Regions from separate parts of the Homo sapiens genome. Here region 1 is linked to region 2. The links are chromatin contacts, found by Hi-C or POLR2A ChIA-PET in ENCODE. All regions are on one chromosome and are shown on one strand. Each heading gives the region's core, a stretch centred on a gene start or an enhancer-like site at or near the end of the contact. The rest is flanking DNA. Distances are from core to core; before and after follow the strand shown.

The links. Hi-C counts contacts between places; a loop is a spot of excess contacts on that map. ChIA-PET counts read pairs that join two places held with the same protein, here RNA polymerase II (POLR2A). Pooled maps may share reads with other maps.
Region 1: a loop to region 2 is called in a pooled map, with 3 times the contacts of the local background. The contact joins the enhancer-like site here to the promoter of DCAF10 in region 2. A Hi-C loop is called at or near these places in 1 of 37 single-sample maps with no recorded cell type and 4 of 50 pooled maps. POLR2A ChIA-PET finds 5 or more read pairs at or near these places in 1 of 52 experiments (IMR-90).

Annotation. Positions count from the first base shown.
Region 1 is chr9:37,952,917-37,955,739 of GRCh38, forward strand. The region is part of intron 4 of SHB (SH2 domain containing adaptor protein B); the gene reads right to left. Among named protein-coding and RNA genes, the nearest start is that of SLC25A51, 50 kb to the left of the region's middle. RefSeq lists enhancers at 871-1,000, 1,211-1,500. Within about 2 kb of position 1,260, at least 11 of the 41 ENCODE cell types and tissues checked have a DNase peak (open chromatin) inside an H3K27ac peak, as active enhancers do; they include IMR-90, where a contact is called at or near this core.
Region 2 is chr9:37,799,472-37,802,171 of GRCh38, forward strand. DCAF10 (DDB1 and CUL4 associated factor 10) reads left to right here and starts at 1,326. Exons shown (of 7, transcript NM_024345.5): 1 at 1,326-1,934. The coding sequence starts at 1,396. It overlaps LOC105376037 (a long non-coding RNA gene), which reads right to left and starts at 1,420. Exons shown (of 3, transcript XR_929599.3): 1 at 1,196-1,420. RefSeq lists enhancers at 855-1,456, 2,408-2,457 and silencers at 1,298-1,817, 2,038-2,097.

The DNA.
Region 1 (2,823 bases), core at 10-2,509, 150 kb after region 2:
GTCAGGAGCTCTGGGAGAGGTGTGGGCTGATGCTACATGTCTGTGAGTCACCACTAGGATCCTGGGAGAGACAACCCAGGGAGAGCACGTAGTTGGAGACTGAGCCCTGGAAAGTCAGACCTTCAGGTCAAGCAGAGGCAAGGAGCCAGCAGAGGAGATGGAAGAGTGGCCAGGGAGGCAGGAGGAGCACCAGGCCCAGAGGCCCAGAAGGAGAGTGGTCAACTGTGGTGACTGCCACGGAGGACAGAGGGGGTCGTCTGGGGACCGGGGCAGAAAAAGGAGGCTGGCTGTGGTGGGTGAGAGAGAAGGGGAGGTGACAGAGAGGGGAGAAGTGCTGGCAGCTCTTTGGAGACTGTTCATTCACGCAACAGCTATTTATTCAGCACCTGTTACCTGCTGGGCACTGTTCTAGGCACAGGGGATGCAGTGGTGACCTAGACAAGTTCCTGCCCTCATGGAGTTTCTGTTCTCAGCAGGGGCAGTTGAGAGGAATGTTGAGTCAAGGTTTTTTTTTTTTACTTATGTTGGCAAAGTTTGTTACTGGGACACGTTCATATACTGATGGTAATGATGGAGGAAGGAAGAGGGGTGCAGGTGGGGCTGCCTCCAGGAGGCAGTGGGGACAGACCCTGAGCACTGGAGCACCTTTCTGCTGTCCCAGGAGGGAAGGCAGGTGGTAGGAGCACCTAGGCAGATGTGTGCCTGCCCATCCATGGCCACCCCGTGTGACCTGGGGCACACCCCAGTGCCTCGGTCTCCCCTCCTACCTCCCTCTGTGCTAGGGTGGAGGAGAGGTTCAGACTGGAAGGCGCCTCCTGAACTCTAGAACAGCATCAGTTCAGGTGGGGGACTAGGTGATCCTCTTTACTGGGGTCATCAGGCTCTAACCGAAATGGGATTTTACCTTAAGCAAACCCCTCGGGTGATGAGTCAGGACTTCTGACTCATCTTGGGGAGTTAATCGTGGGGAGATGAGACGATGGGGGAGGAAAAGCCAGTCATGCCTCTGGACTTGGCTGGGGGCCCCATCAAGTGGGAATGGGAAAGGAAAGAGAGCCCAACCCTCCCACCTTGAGATGAAGGCTGAGTCTGGGGGTGGGAGTGGGCAGGCTGGGCCCAGACTGACCCAGGCAGACCTGGCCACTGCTGGTCAGGACGCACGCCGAACATCTGTGAGTCACAGTTTGTTGATTAAAAGTGCACAGTTTGATCAGAAATAAGCAAAACCTGTCAGACGATCTGCATGGCTGTGAGAAATGATTCACAGCACCGGCTGGGAGCACTCACAAAGGTGGCAGAAGCCTCCAGAGGTGACAGCACTTGCTTAAAAGGGCAGCATATGATGTCATTCGGAAAACCCTGCATCCTGCTCACCGAGTGAGAATTTCCTGTGAGGGTATGCCCTGCCGGCCATGCCAAGACCAGAATCCCCAAGACAAATACAGTACGTGACACACACCAGGGAAGGCTCACGAACCATGTGTGGTTGTCAGTGAGTCTTGTGGCCTCATGTGTGCCTACTCCATACCAGGCAAAGGGTGGGAATGAGCAAAGAGTAAGTGGAGGAGAGGGGAGGGGAGAGGGTGGGGTCTGGGTCATGAGGTTGGGGGCACTCTGAGCCGTGAGTCCTTGCCAAGGCTCTGCACCACTCTGGGCCCTGATGTTCTCATCTAGGCAATGGGCTGACAACCCTTTATTGCACATTTGCTTGTTTAAGCAGACAAGACACCTGAGGACACCAGCACAAGTCCTGCACCTGCTTTGTCAAGTTCCTGGAGAAGCTCATTCTAGTCCAGTTATGAGACACGGTTAGAAACTGAAAACATAGTTTGCAGACAATTCACAGAATGAATGGCAGGCTAGGGAGGTGGGACTTTATCCTGGAGGTAATGTGGAGCCACTGAAGGTTTCAGAGCAGAGCAGGACCCTGCACCCAGGGATGATTTGGCAGAGCAGGGAGATGATAACCATGGCCAAGGGGAGGGGCAATAAAGGGCCCGGCCCTGCACAGTGCTGGGGGGCAGCAAGAACGGAAAGGGATGTGGGACCTTGGGGGCAGCATGGATGGGACTTGGCCACTGACTGGAGGTGGGAAATCTCTGGGCAAAGGGGCTGGGAAAACCCGCATCAAGAGTGGAAAGGCCTCGCCCAACTCTAACAGTATCAAGCAGACATGGAGCAAGAACACGACTGTAGCTAGAAAATAAATCTAATTTACACATAGTTTTACACTTAGGGGAAAGGATTTAGTTTATATTTAGTTTTTCCAAGGACTTATTTGCTGCATGATGAAATGAGAAACTAGGATGTAAAAAGGAGGAGTGCACCCTGTAGACTCTTTTGCAGTTCCTCCTGCCATTGAAGGTAAGGGTGGCAACACAGTGTGGAGAGAAAAAGTTCAGGGCTAGAAGCTAGGAGGTATGTGTTCTAATCCTGGGCCTACCACTGGCTGGGTGGGAGCCTCAACCTTCCAAGAGCCTTAACCTGCCCATGTATACACAGAGGGGGAGGTAGGGGCAGGCTAGAAGGCCCCTGGAGTTCTAGCATGCCTCAGTCTGGGTATTTATTTATTTTTTTTTGAGACAGGGTCTCGCTCTGTTGCCCAGGCTCGACTGCAGTAGTGTGATCACAGCTCAACACAGCCTCAACCTCCTGGCCTCAATTCAGTCTCCTGCCTCAGTCTCCCAAGTAGCTGGAACTACAGGTGCATGCCATCATACCTGGTTAATTTTTGTATTTTTTTTTCTTTTTTTTGTAGAGACAGGCTCTCACTATGTTGTCCAGGCTGGTCTTGAACTCCTAGGCAAGTGATCCACCCACCTC
Region 2 (2,700 bases), core at 76-2,575:
GAGATATAGATATAAGAGAACATTTAATATGGGAATTGGTTCATATCATTGTAGAGGAGTCCCATGATCTGCAGTCTGCAAGCTGGAGAACCAGGAAATCTGGTGGTGTAATTCAGTCTGAGTCTGAAGGTGTGAGAATCAGAGGAGCTAATGGTATAACTCCCGGTCCAAGACTGAAGGCCTGAAAACTGACGATGAGTCCCCAAGTCCAAAGCCCGCAGAACCGAGTTTTGATGTCTAAGGGCAGGAGATGGATGTACCAACTTAAGAGAAAGTTAAATCACCCTTCTGCCTTTTTGTTCCTTTTCAGTCTTTAATGAATAGGATGATGCCTGTCCACAATGGTGAGGGCAGATCTTCTATTGATTCAAATGCTAATCTGTCCTGGAAACACCCTCACAGGCACACACAGAAATAATGGTTTTCCAGGCTATCTGGGCATCTGTTAGCCCAGTCAAGTTGACCCAGAAAAGTAACTATCACCTATTTGCCATCTTTCATTTAAGCCCAGATACACAGACTGGCTATCTCAGCCATTCCTTGGGTAGCACATCCAAACCTGTTTCCTCTCAGTCTCTCCTTTGCCTTGTGACAAATAGGTTTTGGAAGAAGCTGCCTGTGGTCACCCTGAACTTGTTGTGCCTTTAAGAGTTGGGCATGCTGGCCAGGCGCGGTGGCTCATGCCTGTAATCCCAGCACTTCGGGAGGCCGAGGCGGGTGGATCACGAGGTTCAAGACCAGCCAGGCCAAGATGGTGAAACCCTATCTCTACTAAAAAATACAAAAAATTAGCCGGGCGTGGTGGTGGGCGCCTGTAATCCCAGCTGCTCGGGAGGCTGGGGCAGAGAATTGCTTGAACCCGGGAGACGGAGGTTGCAGTGAGCCGAGATCGCGCCACTGCACTCCAGCCTGGGCGACAGCGCGAGACTCCATCTCGGAAAAAAAAAAAAAAAAAAAGAGTGGCATGTCACCTATTGTGTGTGGCCTGCACGTAATGCACTAATTCTTAATCCCTCGCTGATCCCAGTGTAAAGTGGAGACACCAGTACATACTCAGCCTCACAGGACTGACTGGTCAGGCCACTCATCCCCAGGCACGCGGCCACCGGTCACTGACAACTACAGACCGACTCTGCCACCCAGATCAGGTGCCCAGATGCTCAGTCGCTCACACAGGTAACTACTCGCTCCCTACCTCCGTTCCCGGGACTGCGGCGCCCCAAACCCGGCGGTGTCTCAGCTTTCCCGGTCCCCGGCGGACGGTGGCCGAGGGGCGGCGCGGGTTTCCAGCCGGTGGGGTTAGGCCGCTGCACGCCGGAAGTGGCAGCTGAACAGGGGCACTGAGGTGTCGGCCGGCGGGGCAGTGGCCCGGAGCGGGGGGCGGGGGCGTTGATCATGTTTCCCTTTGGGCCCCATAGCCCTGGAGGGGACGGATCGGCCGGAGCCGGGGCTGAGGAGCCGACGCCCCACGAGGGGCAGGCAGCAGCCACCGGGCCGCCCTCGCCACTACATCCCGGGGCTGATGCGACCCATCCCCCTCCACCCGCCCGAAGCCCTCGCCGCCCCGGCGCCCCATCGCTGTCCCCGGCCCCGCGCTCCGGAGAGCTAGGGCTGCCTGGAGCTCCGGAGTCCTCAACTGCCTCCGCCCCGGGAGAGCCGTCACCTCCCTCCCCTCCGTGCCGGCGGCCCGGGCCAGACTGCAGGGCCAAGAGCCGGGGCCGACACGGCCTCGGCGCGGGCCTGGGCGGCCCTGGCGCTAGGCTGTTCGGGTGGCTGAAAGAGCGCAGCCTGGGCCGCGGGCTGTTCGTGGACCCGGCGCGGGACAATTTTCGCACCATGACTAGCCTCTACGGTTCCATCCACCCCGCGGACTCGGTGTACCTCAGCACCCGCACCCACGGCGCCGTCTTCAACCTCGAGTACTCGCCCGACGGGTAAGCGCGGCCCCTCGGAGGGCGGGCGCCCGCCTCCGCCCGGCTCTGCTGCCAGCGGACGGCCGTCCTGGGCTCGCTCCCCGCGCCCGGGCCGAGGTTAGCGAGGCCGTTTGGGGCCGCTGGCCTTCGTGCCTCCTGGCACTTTCTGAAGCGCATTCTCGCCCTTGGAATCCCCAGCCCAGCTTTTTGAGGCAGGCAGGCGGGGCCCCACTTGCTCGCCTTCAGGACTTGGGCTCTGTGAAGGAGAAATGCCCGAAGCTACACAGCGGACCTGTCAGAGCCAGCCCACAACTAGGGCTTTCTGGTACACAGTAGGTGCTCAGTAAATACATTTTGAATAAATGCCCGCTTTCTCCCCATCATCCTAGGCTCGCGTTTTCCTACCTAAACCTGTGTCGGGGTAGGAAAGCTGTAGATTCCTTGCACTCTGTACCTGAACTTGCCATGATGGGGCAAGTGCGTTCCTTTGCTCAAGGAAGATACAGTACTAAGACACTGTAGAGACGTGGCTCTCATGATTTGGGTCATTTGTGAAGTCCCCAGGCTAGACTACAGCCTTTTTCTTGGCTGATTAAATATTTATTGTATGGCTTTGCTTTAAAGGGAACTTTCCAAAATCGTATCTATTTAAAACTTTGTCTTGTCAGTACACAAGTCCGCCATCAAAAGAAAAAATGTGCACAGTTCCACCATGAGGTGACATAGTTAATGTAATTCTTACCCCACCAAGCCTCTCGGTTGCTAGTTGTTTACTCAGTTGTTCATT